Linked DNA regions of Homo sapiens: region 1 is linked to region 2. Evidence: read pairs that join two places in POLR2A ChIA-PET (ENCODE). Cell type or tissue: Panc1. All regions are shown on one strand.

Region 1 (8,000 bases), 59 kb before region 2:
TACTTGTTTACTTAGAAGAAAGAAAATACTTTCTTACGGTAGATATGTATAAGGAGGTCTGGGTGTGGTGGCTCATGCCTGTAATCCCAGCACTTTGGGAGGCCAAGGCGGGCAGATCATGAGGTCAGGGGTTTGAGAGCAGCCTGGCCAGTATGATAAAACCCTGTCCCTACTAAAAATACAAAAATTAGCTGGGCATGGTGGCGTGGGCCTGTAGTCCCAGCTACTCGGGAGGCTGAGGCAGAAGAATTGCTTGAACCTGGGTGGCAGGGGTTGCAGTGAACCAAGATCGCACCACTGCACTCCAGCCTGGGCAACAGAGCGAGACTTCGGCTCAAAAAAAAGAAAAAGAAAAAGAAAAAGAAAAAAAAGACATGTGTAAGGAGGGTTTCCAAAATCTACAGAGCCTTTTTAGGCCAGGAAATTTGGTTGTGTAAAATATGTCAGAATTAGGATGCTTCCATTTCTTTCAGTTTTCTAGAGAGAAATAGAAAAATTGAGCACTCGAGATTTAGCCTGAAAGTATAATTGTTTGTTGGTCCTGAATACGTGGTCCTTATATGGAATTATAGTGTTTAAATACACTGAACTGTAGGGGTCAGGTAGAATTTGTATTATATTAGGAAGGTGCCTTAGATACCTCATAGACCCTTGATTTCTGAAATGCCCTGAAGATCATCTGGCCCCGTTTGGTTCTTACAGGTGTTTCTTCTAAAATGTCTGTGACAGATGGCTCTCCAGGTCTCTCTGAACAGTTCTGAGAGGCAGTTCATTTCATGGTTGAGCATCTCTAATGGTTAAAATTCTTCCTCATGTTTAGCTTAAATCTACCTATGCACCTTCTCATTGTTCTGAGTCCCATTCTTTGGAGCAGTACAGAGTTAAGTCCAATCCGTCTGAACATTTGAAGATCTGTCTCTTTATATCCTTACTCTCCTTGTCTTGAAGTTAATCCTCCATCAGTTTATTCATATTATATGGTTAGTTGACCTCTCTCCAGGATGCAGTTTATTAAAAGTCCCCCTTAAAACGTGTCTTTCTCTCAGAAGAATCCCACCATTGTGCTGGGAAAATGCCTAAGATTGTCATAGACAATGAGTTTTGTAAATTTTGGTTTTGTTTGGCTAGGGATTAATTGTAATTGATGTCTACATAATCTGAAAAGTTTATTTCCCATTTCTCTTTAATTCAATCTTTATTGGTCGTTACAGGCTTTTTTTTCTTTGATCATTCCCCATGTAGCAGTTCATTCTGAGTTTATGTGATAGTTTCTGGAAGCTAAAATACTGAACTGAGCAGTCAGGAGAGGCCAGGTGGTTGTTTTATTTTTGTCTTTTTTGTACATCAGTATGATTTCTGTTCCAAAATTATCATTTTGTTACAGTTGTTTATGTTCAGCTTTGTAGTTGTTTATGTTCAGCTTGTTGCCAACAGCATTTTCTAGTTCTTAAACTACAAAATGCAGACATCATTCATATGTTTTTGTCATGATGGGAAATGCATCATGTTTCTTATAGTTATTAATACTATAATTATTAAGTTTTTTTTTTTTTTTTTTGAGACAGAGTCTCACTGTCGCCCAGGCTGGAGTGCGGTGGCACCATCTCGGCTCACTGCAAGCTCTTCTCCCAGGTTCATGCCATTCTCCTGCCTCAGCCTCCCGAGTAGCTGGGACTGCAGGTGCCCGCCACCATGCCTGGCTAATTTTTTTGTATTTTTAGCAGAGATGGAGTTTCACCATGTTAGCCATCTCCTGACCTCGTGATCCGCCCGCCTCAGCCTCCTGAAGTGCTGGGATTACAGGCGTGAGCCACTGCGCCCGGCTATTCTTAAGTTTTCTGAACAGGTTCTTAACAGGTTCTTTAAATGTTCTTTCAGACCTTTTGAACACATACGGACTTTCCTGTGCTTGCTTTTGGTTGTTGTTTGAGATGGGAGAAATACTCTATTTTTATTCTAAAATTGATTCCAATCTTAAAATTTTTTAGAATAATAATTGTCAGTATCTTACTGAACACTTACTACATGTGAGATATTTTGCTAAGCACTTTTCATACTATATAGTATCTTGTTGAAAGTAAATAAATAAATTTAAACATCTTATGAGTTAGGTATTGTTGCTATTCCCATGATACTGATGAGGATTTAAAACAGTGAGAGTAAATATACTGGGGCATGCAGTTGGTAAGTGGCAGGACTAAGACTTGAACCCAGGCAGTTGACTGTTGGAGCCTATACGTTTAGCCACTGTATTTATAACTGTTTGGTTTCTGGTAAAAGCATTATAAAAGAGCTGTCTTGCTATTATGACTATTATAGCCCCTTCTATCAAAATGCACATTCATCACTTTTGTTTTTTTTTTAAATATTTTTCAGTATTTTAAGTCTGTGATTTAAAATACAGTGTCACCAGAGGCCACAAGTGATTGCAGGACATTCTGGTTTTACCTTAGCTTTCAATTAGGACCATGTAGTAGAATGATCTTTAGGGAGTTATTTTAAGGTGAATTAATAAATGGAAATTCTCAATTTTAATTTCTAATTTGGTAAATATCAATAGATATAACACATGTAAACAAAAGCTCTTTGTGATCCCCAAAGTATAAAGGGGTCCTGACACCAAAAAGTTAAAAAAACACTTGTTTAGATTAGTTGTATCATAGAATATTAAAGAAAAACTTGACCTAGGAATAAAAATCAAGAGCAGATTTTGTATGTTGAGTTACTACTCAGCCATGAAAAAGGAATGAAGTCATGTCTTAATGTAGCAACATGGATGGACCTGGAAGTCATTATCTTCAGTGAAATAACTCAGAAACAGAAAGTCAAATACTACCTGTTCTCTCTTACAAGTGGTAGCTAAATAATAGAGTGTGGGGTAATAGACATTGGAAAAGCAGAAGGGTGTGAGGGTGGGGTGGGAGTGAAGGATGAGAAATTACTTAATGAATACAATATACATGATTCAGGTGAGGATTACACTAAAAGCCCAGACTTCACTACTAAGCAGTATATTCATGTGACAGAATAGCACTTGTACCCCTGAAATTTATACAAATAAAAATACTAAAAAATTAAATGAACCATTTTTATTACTTACCAAATATATATATTTTTTTGAATTGTGTAATCAGGAGACTGGAACCTACTGAACGACCTCTTCAGATCGTTTATGATTACTTATCCAGGCTGGGATTTGATGATCCTGTGCGCATACAGGAGGAGGCTACAAATCCTGACCTCGGCTGTATGATTCGATTTTATGGTGGTAAGAATTTATCAGTGGCTTTGTATGTTAACTACTTTTAGGTTGATCATTTGTGCCTCTTATCTGCCGTCAGCTTTTTAAAGGTATTTTATCAAAAGCTAGTTTTAAGCCAATTAACTAACGTAGTTAACACCAACCAAACAACAACAAAAGCCAAGAGGTCAGGGGTAAGGGAACACTTTAAAAATATCTTCTCTTTTTATTTTTGCTCATTTTGCACTTGTATTTTGCTAACTTACTAGCATTATTTTATACCTTTGCCAGAATCTTGACTGGATCATGCTTTAGTAAATTATTTTTTCAAGCTCCTGGTAAAGTCTGTGAACTTCTGGATAGCTCAAAAATGTTGAGAGTAAGTAATCATTATCATATATGACTTGACGTTGATGAGTATACCTGTCAAATTTGTATATTGGTGAATTTAGTGGGGTTTAAATCTAGGATTTTTGACTCTTCTGAGAAAAATATTTTAAGATGAATTTGAGGAACACGACCCATCTATCACTATAATAGTTAAAAAAACAAAAACTTGGAACAGTAACATGCTTCTTATCTGATTGTGGTTGAACCCTAGTTCTTCATTATGGTAGTCCCCCCTTATCCACTGGGATTGCGTTCCAAGATCCTTAGTGGATGACTGAAATTGCAGATAGTACTGAACTCTATATGTACTATGTGTTTTCCTGTATACACATACCTATGGTAAAGTTTAATTGATAAATTAGGCAAAGTAAGAGATTAACAATATTTAATTATAAAATAGTATAATTATAGCAATATGCTGTAATAAAAGTTAGTGAATGTTCTCTCTCTCAAAATATCTTGTACTTTACTTCCTATTTTCAGACCATGATTGACTGCAGATAACTAAAACCTTGGAAAGCAAGACCACAGGTGGCAGGGGGGCTACTGTGTATATTTTTTTCTAGAATGAAAGTTGAACCTTTCTTTTACGTGCAGTTATACTGCACAGTGGTTGGCTCTGATGCCCCTACTTTTCCTACCACCATCTGATAAATGACAGCATATGCAGGATCTTAATGTACTATACCCTTAAGAGGATATTTCCAGTAGAGTCTAAAAGAGTACCAGTTTGTAGTACTTAAATTTTGAGGGATCTTTCCAAAAGTGAGTTCTGTTGACATAGAAAAGCTAGTATGGTTTGAGTGAGGAAATTAAGTTTGGGATGAAACTTAAAGTTAATAATCTTTGAAAAGTAATAATGTACCTGGTACCAAAAACAAAACGTAGGTAGTAGGTAGGTAGGTAGGTAGATAGATATATAGATAGATAGATAGATAGATAGATAGATAGATAGATAGATAGATAGATGAATTAGTTATCTGTTGGCTCTGTAACAAATTGCCTCAAAAGTTAGGACTTAAAATGATTAATACTTAATAATTATATAGTTTTTGTGGGCCAGAAATCTAGGAGCAGTTTAGCTGGAGGGATGGTCCTGGCTTGGGTTTCATGAGATTTTAGTCATCTGAAGGCCTGAGTAGGCCTGGAAGATTCACTTTCAACACGGTTCACTCACATGGCCTCAGTTCCTCACCAGCTGCTGGTAGGAGGCTTCAGTTCCCTCTTCTGTGGATCTTTCCATAGGGCTTCCTAGGCGTCTTCACAACATAGTGGCTAGTTTCCCCAGTGATGAGACACACGTATACACACATGCATGCACGTGCACAGAGGCCTCAGTGTCTTTTATAACCAAGCTTTGTAAGTCACCTTTACTTTTACCACTTTTTACTTATTAAGAAATGAGTCACAGGCCAGGTGCGGTGGCTCACGCCTGTAATCCCAGCACTTTGGGAGGCTGAGGCGGGCAGATCACAAGGTCAGGAGATTGAGACCATCCTGGCTAACACAGTGAAACCCTGTCTCTACTAAAAATACAAAAAATTAGCTGGGCCTGGTGGCGGGCACCTATAGTCCCAGCTACTGGGAAGGCTGAGGCAGGAGAATGGCGTCAACCTGGGAGGTAGAGCTTGCAGTGAGCCGAGATCGTGCCCCTGCACTCAAGCCTGGGTGACAGAGCGAGACTCTGTCTCAAAAAAAAAAAAAAAAAAAAAAAAGAAATGAGTCACTAAACACAGCCCATACTATAGAGAGAGGAATTAGCTCCAGTTTTTGAAAGGAGTGTCAAAGAATTTGTGGGTCTATTTTTTTTTTTAATTTTTTATTTTTTTTGAGACAGGGTATCACCCAGTTGCCTAGGCTGTAGTGCAATGCTGCCATCATGGCTCACTGCAGCCTCAACCTCCTGGGCCCAAATGATTCTCCCACCTCAGCCTCCCAAGTAGCTGGAACTACACGTGCGCACCACTGCACCTGGCTAATTTTTGTATTTTTTGTAGAGCTGAGGTCTCGCCATGTTGCTCATGGCTCGAGGCTGGTCTCAAACTCCTGGGCTCAAGTGATCCTCCTATCTTGGCCTCCTAAAGTGCTGGGATTACAGGCACGAGCCACTGTGAGCAGCCGGATCTATAATAAAACTGATGCAGGATATTTTCTTGACCCCTCTTTGGGACTTGTGACAGGGGTACCCCATTTACTCAGCCCACCCCGCTCAACCCCTTGTGGGAGGGAATGCGCAGGTGAATGAGTGCGTGAACTGGCTAGCTGATTGGACGCTGGTGGGAACAAACCGTGTTCACTGGGGTCTGTTGTGCTCCACCCTTTGTGGGATGTAGCGCATAGGAGAGCGAGTGCAGGAACTGGCTGCCTGCTTTAGCACCAGCAGAAGCAAACTCTGTGTAGGCTTGCAGCAGCGTCCAGGTGGGGGTGTCTGTGATCCCAAGGCCCCAGAGGACATGTTATAATGCTCTCTTACCTCTCTCATCTGCAGACGGCAATGTGTTACCAGGTCAGTGGTCCCTTTGCCTTGTTGCGTAGGGCGGCTGCTTTCCACCAGTGAGGGTAAAGGGCCAGTGTGACAGCCTTTTTGAATACCGGCACTTGGTGCGTCCCAAATTCTTGTCTGGTGCCTAAGAGGCATGAGGTCATGTGGACAAATTGAAAGATGGTGAATGCGGAGAATTTTATTGAATGATGAAAGCAGCTCTCAGTGAAGAGTGGAGCTGGAAAGGGAATGGGAAGGGCAGCTCACTCTCCCTTGAAGTCAAGTTGCCTCCCTGCCACTGTCTTCTGAAGTCAAGTCGCCTCTCCCTGATGTCCAGCTGCTTCTCTTCTCTGCTCGCTGAGTCTGGGGTCTTCATGGGCACAGGATGGGAGGTGCTGTAGGTAGTTTTGGAAAAGGCAACATTCGATTGGTAAAAAGACACTCAGAAAGAACCATTCAGGAGAGAGCAGACAAACAGGGATGGAAATTCTCACTTTGGGCCACAGGTTTCAGGCTTTTTGGCTCGAAGGTGGGGTTTTGCTGGGCACCTGTCCCTGTCTGCCTAGAATTTCTCTGCCTCCTGTCTCTATCAAAACTATCATAGAAAATATGCTTCCCTCTCACCTTTTTCCTCCAACCACCCAGTTCCTGAAACCAGACACAACTATTGTTACGGAAGGAAAGAGTTGAAGTATTCTCTTTGAAGTAAATAGCTTAGTAATCAGCTTCAAATATTTTATGTGTAGAATTTTTGGTGCATCAGCTTATTTGGAATATAGTGTTAATAAAGCCAAGGTCATAAGGGCCCGAGTGCGAACCAGTTAATGTTGTGTTCTCTGGTTATAAAAGGACACTGGGTAGTGTCCCAGTCAGCCATTATGCAAATGCCAGTTATCAGTCTTGCTGGAGAGGGAGTGCTGGGGGAAAAGTGAGTGGAATGGCTCTCTCAGTTCGAATTCATGATATAAAAGCTGTGGAGATAACATTTCACTAAAGTCAAGTTGAGTAGGTAGCATGATTAATCATGGGATTAAGAGAGCATGTAAATCCTCTGCAGACAGTTAAGCCAACTGAGTTCCTTTCCTCAGGGAGGCCCAGTGTACAATGGCTGCCCACAGCAGCTTCCTTGGTAGCGTACTCAGCCTGTTTCTTGTATGGGTTGCTCTAAGGGACCTTAGAGACAGGCCTTTCAGATGGATGTTCATGTCTCTGACTTTGTGCTATCCCCAGTCTAGGCTCCAAACAGGTATGCGAGGTGCCTTTGGAAAGCCGCAGGGCACTGTGGCCGAGGTTCACATTGGCCAAGTTACCATGTCCATCTGCACCAAGCTGCATAACAAGGAGCACATGATTGAGGCCCTATGTAGGGCCAAGTTGAAGTTCCCTGGTTGCCAGAAGATCCCACATCTCTAAGAAGTGGGGCTTTACCAAGTTCAATGCAGATGAATTTGAAGACATGGGGGCTGAGAAGCAGCTCATCCCAGATGGCTGCGGGGTCAGTTACATCCCCAGTAGTGGCCCTCTGGACAAGTGGCGGGCCCTGCTCTTGTGAGGGCTTCCACTGTGCTGCCCCCTCTTAATGCTCACCAATAAATCCTACTTTCTGGGCCGGGCGCGGTGGCTCACACCTGTAATCCCAGCACTTTGGGAGGCTGTGGCAGGCGGATCACGAGGTCAGGAGATTGAGACCATCCTGGCTAACACAGTGAAACCCCGTCTCTACTAAAAATACAAAAAATTAGCTGGACGTGGTGGCGGGTGCCTGTAGTCCCAGCTACTCTGGAGGCTGAGGTGGGAGAATGGTGTGAACCCGGGAGGCAGAGCTTGCAGTGAGCTGAGATGGTGCCACTGCACTCCAGCCTGGGCGACAGAGCAAGACTCCATCTC
Region 2 (8,000 bases):
AGAAATTCTTAAGCTTACAGAAAACCTATACTCTTTGCACATTCCACATAACCCTAGCAAAATGCAGTTTCTTCATACTTCTGTCACTTTTTCCATTGGAAGATTTGCTTAGGAAAATTAATTCCTATTTATTCCCACAAAATGTTGGCATTGCTTGATTTTACCCAATGGGGAATGTGCTTTGAATTTTTGGAACACTTTTACAATTAAAAATAAAGTAGGGCCATTTTTAATTTGTTTCATCAGAAACTATGTTAAAGAGAGGGTTAAATATAAATATATTTTCGTGTGTATTTTTGGGAAGATTTTTGTTCAAAGCAATAGTCAAAATCAGATGACCTGTCCATAATAATTATGTGTCTTCATCTTCTCAGAGGCCCCATGCTCATATGCACGTGTCATTGGGATACACTCTTGGGGGATTTGGTACACTCTAATGGATGTCTAATGTTCAACCCCTCGAGAATCTGAACTTGAGTCCCCAGATTGTCAAACTACTGGTCAGCTATTGAGAATTTTAGAACTCAGGTCTTTGATTTGAAGTAGGGAACATAGTGGCTCACACAGAGTTTAGGTGCTGTTAGAAAGATGGGAACAAGAGTGTTTTGCCACCTTATTTTTATATGGGAAATTTTTTTTAATGAAGAAAAAATGAAAATGAAATAACAGGATGATAGTGATGAGTGATGTAAAACATCTTACTTAGATGGCAGAACCTTCGGGTTGTAGAATAGTGATGTCTAAAAATTAAAGTTATTTTGGGAATACACCACTTTAATAGTATAGTCTTATAAAAATTATTCATTATGGTGAACCCTTCTTGTCTGCTATTCGTTTCCCAACCTACTTATTGGAACCACCTCAAAACCCAGTTCTGAAATGACCTTACCAAAAGTAAATGTATTTATTTTTTAGTCAGCAGAACTCTGTAATTCCAAATGTTGTTCTGTGTGGTAGAATTTTTTTTCAGGAACCATTAGGTTGTATTGAAAATCTTTGTTATAGGCGATACCAAAACTGATTATTCTTTTTTGCAGTCTGCTTTAATTCATGTCCTTCTGCAGTTGCTCTGTATTAAAACAGGGTAAAAAGGCCATAGCCCATTATGAAAAATATAATACAAAACTCTTTGACCTATGAGGTAACTTACAGACATTGTGTTTTCTAAACAGGCTGTCAGTGAAAGCCCGTATCTGTCTCCAGGTGAATGTAATTTACTTCCGAGTACTTTACCCAGAGGATGTGTTCCCCAGGTGGGCAGAGTACAGTTGATCTCTAGCACAGACAGAGATTCTGGCCTCTGCATATTCTCAGGTCTCTGTGTGTACCTCCCATTGAGTAGAGAAGCTTAAGATAATTTCTGAGAGAAGAACACTGCTGATTGTGGGAGCAGTTTAGGAGTCCATGGAAGAAAGAAAAATACATGTGTCTTGGCAGCCATGGTGTATTTTTGTCCAAATGGATTGGAAGGATATTTGAATATTTGAATGTTGGTATGACATAAAGCTGCAGTGCACTATAGAGTCAAGTCATTGAATTACCACTCCTGATACAGGGCTTTATTGTACTACTGTGAAGTGTATGTGTGCAATACATTGGTGAGTTCATTTACTGGTGTACGGAAGAGCCAGCAGGAGCAGCGTGGTCATTGCTGGGTGCTATTACAGTTGCTTGTAGTGAGTGCTGTTTTCCAGGAGATGGAGCCAGTTGGGTGTGGCAGATCTACTGAATATCAAATGATGCTCTTCTTCCCATGTAGACCTTCAGCAAAAGCCGGTACTTGGAAGCCACAGGCTCACCTTCTCTATCTATCCAATAATTATTAATGAAGAGACCTCCATAAGGGAGCAGCTGGCTGTTATCGATAAATGTACCAATTATTAAATAATTAGTCTCCAAGCCATTCAGTGATGTCTTCAGCATCACTATAGGACTGTCTAGTGTCACTTTTTACTTCCTTCTGGGTGGAGGCTTTCCGACTCCCAATCATGAAGGCAAGTTAATCTTTCCAGTTAGTGACTTTTGCCCCATAGTTGGGGTAAGCACTTCCTAGATTGAGAAAAAGCAGCTACAGTCAATCCTGCTCTGTTTGCCTCATTTGGTGATCAGTCAGTCACACATAAGTTCCTTGTATTCTAAATTTCATGCACTTCTCCCAGATGCTATAGGGTTTTCTCTCACTGTTGCCAGTGGATGTCATCCAGACAGTGGGCTCATATCTTACGGTTTTGTGCAATCATTGTCGTATTGTAGTCTTAAGACTCATTATAGTGTATTTTTGATATTTTTGAAATGTGTTAAATTTTTTAATTCAATAATATGAGCCAGAGCATGTTGCAGCAAATCTATTGTTTGTAAAAATAACAATAACAATAATAAATAAAATAAAGTGGAATCTTTTTCATGGCTTTGTTTTAAAATGGAGTGCTTGTTATTTCATAAGTATTTTAGCATGAAGCTATAATTTTCTCTCCTAACTTGTTTGTAGAATTGGGTTCTTAACCAAAAGCACCTGCAGGATTTTCCTGGGGAAGATAAGTGAGAACAAACACATGAAACCACATTCCCTGACACTGCAAAGCTATGAGTTAAGGCAAGAATAAATATTTTTGATCTGCTTTTAAGCTGAAATGGCAATACAGATTTTTACTTTATGAAACACTATATTTTGCCTTGGTTTATATGCTTACAGAAATCACAACGCCAGGAAAAAGGAAAAAATCAGGAAACACCGTCCTTATTGACATGCAAATTAGTTGACTAGCAGAAACTCAACTGTAAACAATCCACAGTTCTGTCTAAATGACAGCTGACGACACCATGGAAAAGCCGGTCACATTTTTCTTGACAGCTTTGGTGTAAGAAGGAACTTCAGAGTCTTGGCTCATGAGCTCCAGTTAAGCCTCTAAATTGTCGCTGGCCTACCCCCACTCCTGTGGGTGTCTCCCATAATCTCTGGGCTTTCAAGCAATATTAGCTACCTCTCATTGATTGATTGATTGATTGAGACAGGGTCTTGCTCTGTTGCCCAGGCTGGAGTGCAGTGGTGTGATTTTGGCTCATTGCAACCTCTACCTCCCATGCTAGCATGATCCTCCCACCTTAGCCTCCTGAGTAGCCAGGGCTACAGGCAGGCATCATCACACCCAGCTAATTTTTGTATTTTTTGTAGAGACATGGTTTTGCCATGTTGCCCAGGCTGGTCTCGAACCCCTGGGCTCAAGGGATCTGCCTGCCTTGGCTTCTCAAGGTGCTGGGATTACAGGCATGAGCCACTGCACACTGCCTGCTACCTCTCATTTTAAATAAAGGTCAAGATAAAGTCATTTTGGAAGTTTCCTCTTCATCTACCAGAAGGAACATTTATTTATTTATTTAAGATGATATCTTGCTCTGTCACCCAGGCTGGAAGTGCAGTGGTGTGATCTTGGCTCAGTGCAACCTCTGCCTCCTGGCTTCAAGCTATTCTGCTGCCTCAGCCTCCCAAGTAGCTGGGACTAGCGCTGCCACACCTAGCAAATTTTTTGTATTTTTAGTGCAGACAGGGTTTCACTGTTACCCAGGTGGGTCTTGAACTCCTGAGCTCAGGCAGTCCACCCGCCTCGGCCTCCCAAAGTGCTGAGGTGGCATGAGCCACCGCGCCCGGCCATTTATTTATTTATTTTTTTGAGACGGAATCTCGCTCTGTCGTCCAGGCTGGAGTGCAATGGTGCGATCCCAGCTCACTGCAACCCCTGCCTCGCAGGTTCAAGCGATTCTCCTGCCTCAGCCTCCCAAGTAGGTGGGATTATAGGCATGCGCCACCATGCCTGGCTAATTTTTGTATTTTTAGTAGAGACGGGGTTTCACCATGTTGGCCAGGCTGGTCTCAAAACTCCTGACCTCAGGTGATCCACCTGCCTCGGCCTCCCAAAGTGCTGGGATTACAGGCATGAGCCACCACACCTGGCCAGAAATGGTTCAACAACCATTTATTGAGCACCTTCAACATGCTTTTATACCTCAGTTCCACGAGACACACACCTCCCTAGGCCAGCATGGCAGAAATGAATCAATGTCATGCTATATAAATTCCCCGGTACACCAAAGGCCACAAGAGTATGTTAGTATGTTAGAACACATTCCAGTGTGTGATTCAGTGGGGCTGAGTTTTGCCTCTGCTCCTTAAAAGTTTTGTGACTTCAGGCAGTTACTTAACCTCTCTAAGGCTGTTTTTCTCATTAAATGTTAATACTAATATCTTTTATCAAAGGTCTTCTTTATCACAGTACTGTACATACCTGGCACACAGTGGGCATTAACTCTTTCATAAACCACCTAACCTTGAAGCTTGTCTCCTTATCGGTAAAGTGTGAACAATACACGTTGGCCTGTCTGACTGACAAGTGGTAGTAAGAGAAGACTTGCTAAAGCATCGTGAATGTTATAAAGCCGTAAGATGTGGGAGTGTTGTTACAGTGATGGCTCCATTCCCTTGAGAGGAGCTGCCTCTCCGGAGCAGTACTGGCGCTGGGCCTGGGCACAAGGTTGGGGTCAGATAGGCCAAAGTCTCCATTTTATCAACCAAAGGACCCAGACGTGGGCAAGGATCTAATAAGGACCTATTTCGGGGAATACATGCTAGGTGAGAATAGTGGCTGGGGTTGGTGGTATTTCTCTGGAGGGTAGGTGGAGAGTGGGTCGCTTGATTCTGGCTGCAGTTATACTTCTCATCTACCACTGAGTGAAAATTGTGTGGGACTCTAGCCACTGCCTTGGGCTAAGGGTGATGGAGTGGAGACACTTTTCTGAGGCACCACAACTTTTTTTTTTTTTTTGAGACGGAGTCTCACTCTGTCACCCAGGCTGGAGTGCAGTGGCGCGATCTCAGCCCATTGCAACCTCTGCCTCCCCGGTTCAAGCAGTTCTCTGCCTCAGCCTCCCACGCAGCTGGGATTACAGGTGCCTGCCACCAGGCCGGCTAATTTTTTTTGTATTTTTTGTAGAGACAGGGTTTCACCATTTTGGCCAGGCTGGTCTTGAACTCTTGACCTGGTGATCCACCTGCCTTGGCCTCCCAAAGTGCTGGGATTACATGTGTGAGCCACCGTGCCCGGCCAAGACACCACAACTTTTAACCTAGCGATGTAGATCTCCAGTTGATTATTTTCCAAGCTTTATTTTTATAAAAGTATAATCTAGATCTTTTCCGCTTAGGTAGGAGGCTTAGCTTCGATCCTTTGTCCTGAACAGGTTCCATAAGAATTCACTACTAAAAAGCAAGAGGACAATTAGCAAAAAGACCATAACGAGAATGTATATTTCTAGTTGCATCTGATTTGAACTAATATATTTGGGGCAAGCTGTAAAGTATAAGAATAGGTATAAAACACGTAAGATTAAAATTACTAAAAGAACTTTATTTTTAAGATTCAGTGTTAGTGATCTGTTACATTATGAGAACAGTCCAGGGTAATGAGATTACTATCTACCTTTGAAGACCTACTCTATGGAGCACTGTCAGGGAATGCAGAAATGAAAAAGCCTCCAGTATGCTTCAGGGTCTAATAAAATCTACTGTCCTATCTTTTTTGTTGTAGTTGTTGTTTTTGAGACAGAGCCTCGCTCTGTTACCCAGGCTGGAGTGCAGTGACGTGGAGTGGAGTTTGCTCACTGCAACCTCTGCCTCCCAGGTTCAAGTGATTCTTGTGGTTTAGCCTCCTGAGTAACTGGGATTACAGGCGTTCACCACCAAGCCCAGATGATTTTTTGTATTTTTTTGAGACGGAGTCTCGCTCTTGTTGCCCAGGCTGGAGTGCAATGGTCTTGGCTCACTGCAACCTCTGCCTCCCGGGTTTAAGAGATTCTCCTGCCTCAGCCTCCAGAGTAGCTGGAATTACAGGTGCCTGCCACCACGCCCAGCTAATTTTTGTATTTTTAGTAGAGATGGGGTTTCACCATGTTTGCCAGACTGGTTTCAAACACCTGACCTCAGGTGATCTGCCTGCCTTGGCCTCCTAAAGTGCTGGGATTACAGGCGTGAGCCACCATGCCCGGCGATTTTTTGTATTTTTAGTAGAGACAGGGTTTCGCTATGTGAGCCAGGCTGGACTCAATCTGCTGACCTCAAGCGATCCGCCCACCTCAGCCTCCCAAAGTGCTGGGATTACAGGCATGAGCCACCATGCCCGTCCTCAATTCTTTAACTTTGCCTCAGTCCAAAGAGAGCATTTATAAAGTCAAGTGTGTGAAAACCATAGTTGTCTAATGCGGAGTTTTAAAAGACCTGTCTTTTTGAGAGAAACAATGTGCGTTCACATTTAGGTTCCGGAAGATCTCAAAGAGTTCCAGACCACAGATATTCCGGTGCATCACTGTAACTTCCGGGCTGTTCTCGGCTGCCTTTGTAGCGCTTCTGTTCTCGGTAGCTACGCAGGGCCAGCACCACGCTGGCGCCGTACATGATCACGAGAAGACAAGCAAAGGTGGCTGCTGCTCCGTCGGTGCCTGCCAGCTGGCAGTCCATCCAGGTGAGACCCTTGCGGGCATAGAGCCTCTCTCTTGTTTTGCAAGTGTCGGTGCTATTGATCTGCAGAGCCACGTGGAGGTAAACACCAATGCCTGTGCAGTAGCCCACTGCCGCTAGGAGGCTGAAGGCGGCCTCCGTGAGGAGCCACTTCCCTGACAACATTGTTCGACTCTTGGCTCCTTGGAGTAAAACACCCATGGTGAGGACCCCCAGACCCAGAGAAACAGCCACGCCACCGTATATCAGGGGCGAGCGGAGGATCGTGTACTGCTGGTCCAGCTGCCGAACCTGCTCTAGCTCAGTGCCCTCGAACGGTGAGTAGTAGTTGTTCCCAAAGCCACCGCCGCTGGAAAAGCTGGCACTGAATCCGGCAAGGACAAAGTAGGAGGCCACGATGCATATGAGAACCATCCCATTCAAGACCACCTCCACTATCTGCACCACACCTAGGAGAAGAGAGATTCGGGCTTTAACACTGACATTACTCACCCAGGCCAAGCCAGAGACATACCACAGGCCACCTGATTTTAAGGACGTGGTTGATTCAATGTCAACTTTTTTTTTTTTTTTTGAGACGGTGTCACTCTGTCATCCAGGCTGGAGTGCAATGGTGTGATTGGCTCACTGCAACCTCCACCTCCTGGCTTCAAGCGATTCTCCTGCCTCAGCCTCCTGAGTAGCTGGAACTACAGGCACGCACCACCCTGCCTGGCTAATTTTTGTATTTTTAGTAGAGACGGGGTTTCACCATGTTGGCCAGGCTGGTCTCAAACTCCTGACCTCAAGTGATCCACCTGCCTTGGCCTCCCAAAGTCCTGAGATTACAGGCGTAAGCCACCTCACCCAGCCTCAACATCAGTATATTTAATTTGCTTTTTGTTTTTGTTTTGTTTTCAATCTATGTTTGAAAAATCAAATTACCACTCTGAAAACAAAGACGTGGACATAAATATTCATTGTAGCTTTATTTATAATAGCCAAATATTGGAAACAACCCCAGTGTCCTTCAGTGGGTGACTCTGGTTACACAAACGGGTACACCCATACCATGGACTACCCTACTCAGCGATAAAAAGGGATGAACTCCTAGGCTGGGTGCAGTGGCTCACGCCTGTAATCTCAGCACTTTGGGAGGCTGAGGCGGGCAGATCACTTGAGGTCAGGAGTTGGAGACCAGCCTGACCAACATGGTGAAACCCCATCTCTACTAAAAATACAAAAATTAGCCGGGTGTGGCAGCACGTGCCTGTAGTTCCAGCTACTCTGGAGGCTGAGGCAGGAGAATTGCTTGAACCCAGGAGGCAGAGGTTTCAGTGAGCCGAGATCATGCCACTGCACTCCAGTCTGGGTGACAAAGCGAGACTCCATCTCAAAAAAAAAAAAAAAAAAGGAATGAAATCCTGATACATGCAATGACTTGAATGAATCTCAAGGGAATTATGATGAGTGAAAAAGAACCAGTCTTGGCTGGGCGCAATGGCTCATGCCTGTA

Evidence for each region. Peaks named below come from ENCODE experiments on the same cell type or tissue, not always from the same donor. Only the 100,000 strongest peaks of a DNase experiment are listed, where the experiment ranks them.
Region 1: POLR2A ChIA-PET joins it to region 2 with 16 read pairs; 4 of 35 experiments call an interaction of 5 or more read pairs at or near these places.

The regions. Positions count from the first base shown.
Region 1 is chr16:71,697,866-71,705,865 of GRCh38, reverse strand. PHLPP2 (PH domain and leucine rich repeat protein phosphatase 2) reads left to right here. Exons shown (of 19, transcript NM_015020.3): 3 at 3,135-3,268. SNORA70D (small nucleolar RNA, H/ACA box 70D) reads left to right here and starts at 7,165; the gene lies at 7,165-7,299. LOC124903712 (a long non-coding RNA gene) reads right to left here. Exons shown (of 2, transcript XR_007065109.1): 2 at 6,293-6,508. RefSeq lists an enhancer at 4,853-4,912. In Panc1, no CTCF peak of the experiment used is centred here; no DNase peak of the experiment used is centred here.
Region 2 is chr16:71,639,344-71,647,343 of GRCh38, reverse strand. It overlaps PHLPP2 (PH domain and leucine rich repeat protein phosphatase 2), which reads left to right. Exons shown (of 19, transcript NM_015020.3): 19 at 1-2,420. It overlaps LOC124903711 (a long non-coding RNA gene), which reads left to right and starts at 6,424. Exons shown (of 2, transcript XR_007065108.1): 1 at 6,424-6,509. It also overlaps a transcript of MARVELD3 not described here. In Panc1, CTCF peaks have their summits at 1,493 and 1,694 (motif pointing right); a DNase peak (open chromatin) is centred at 1,693.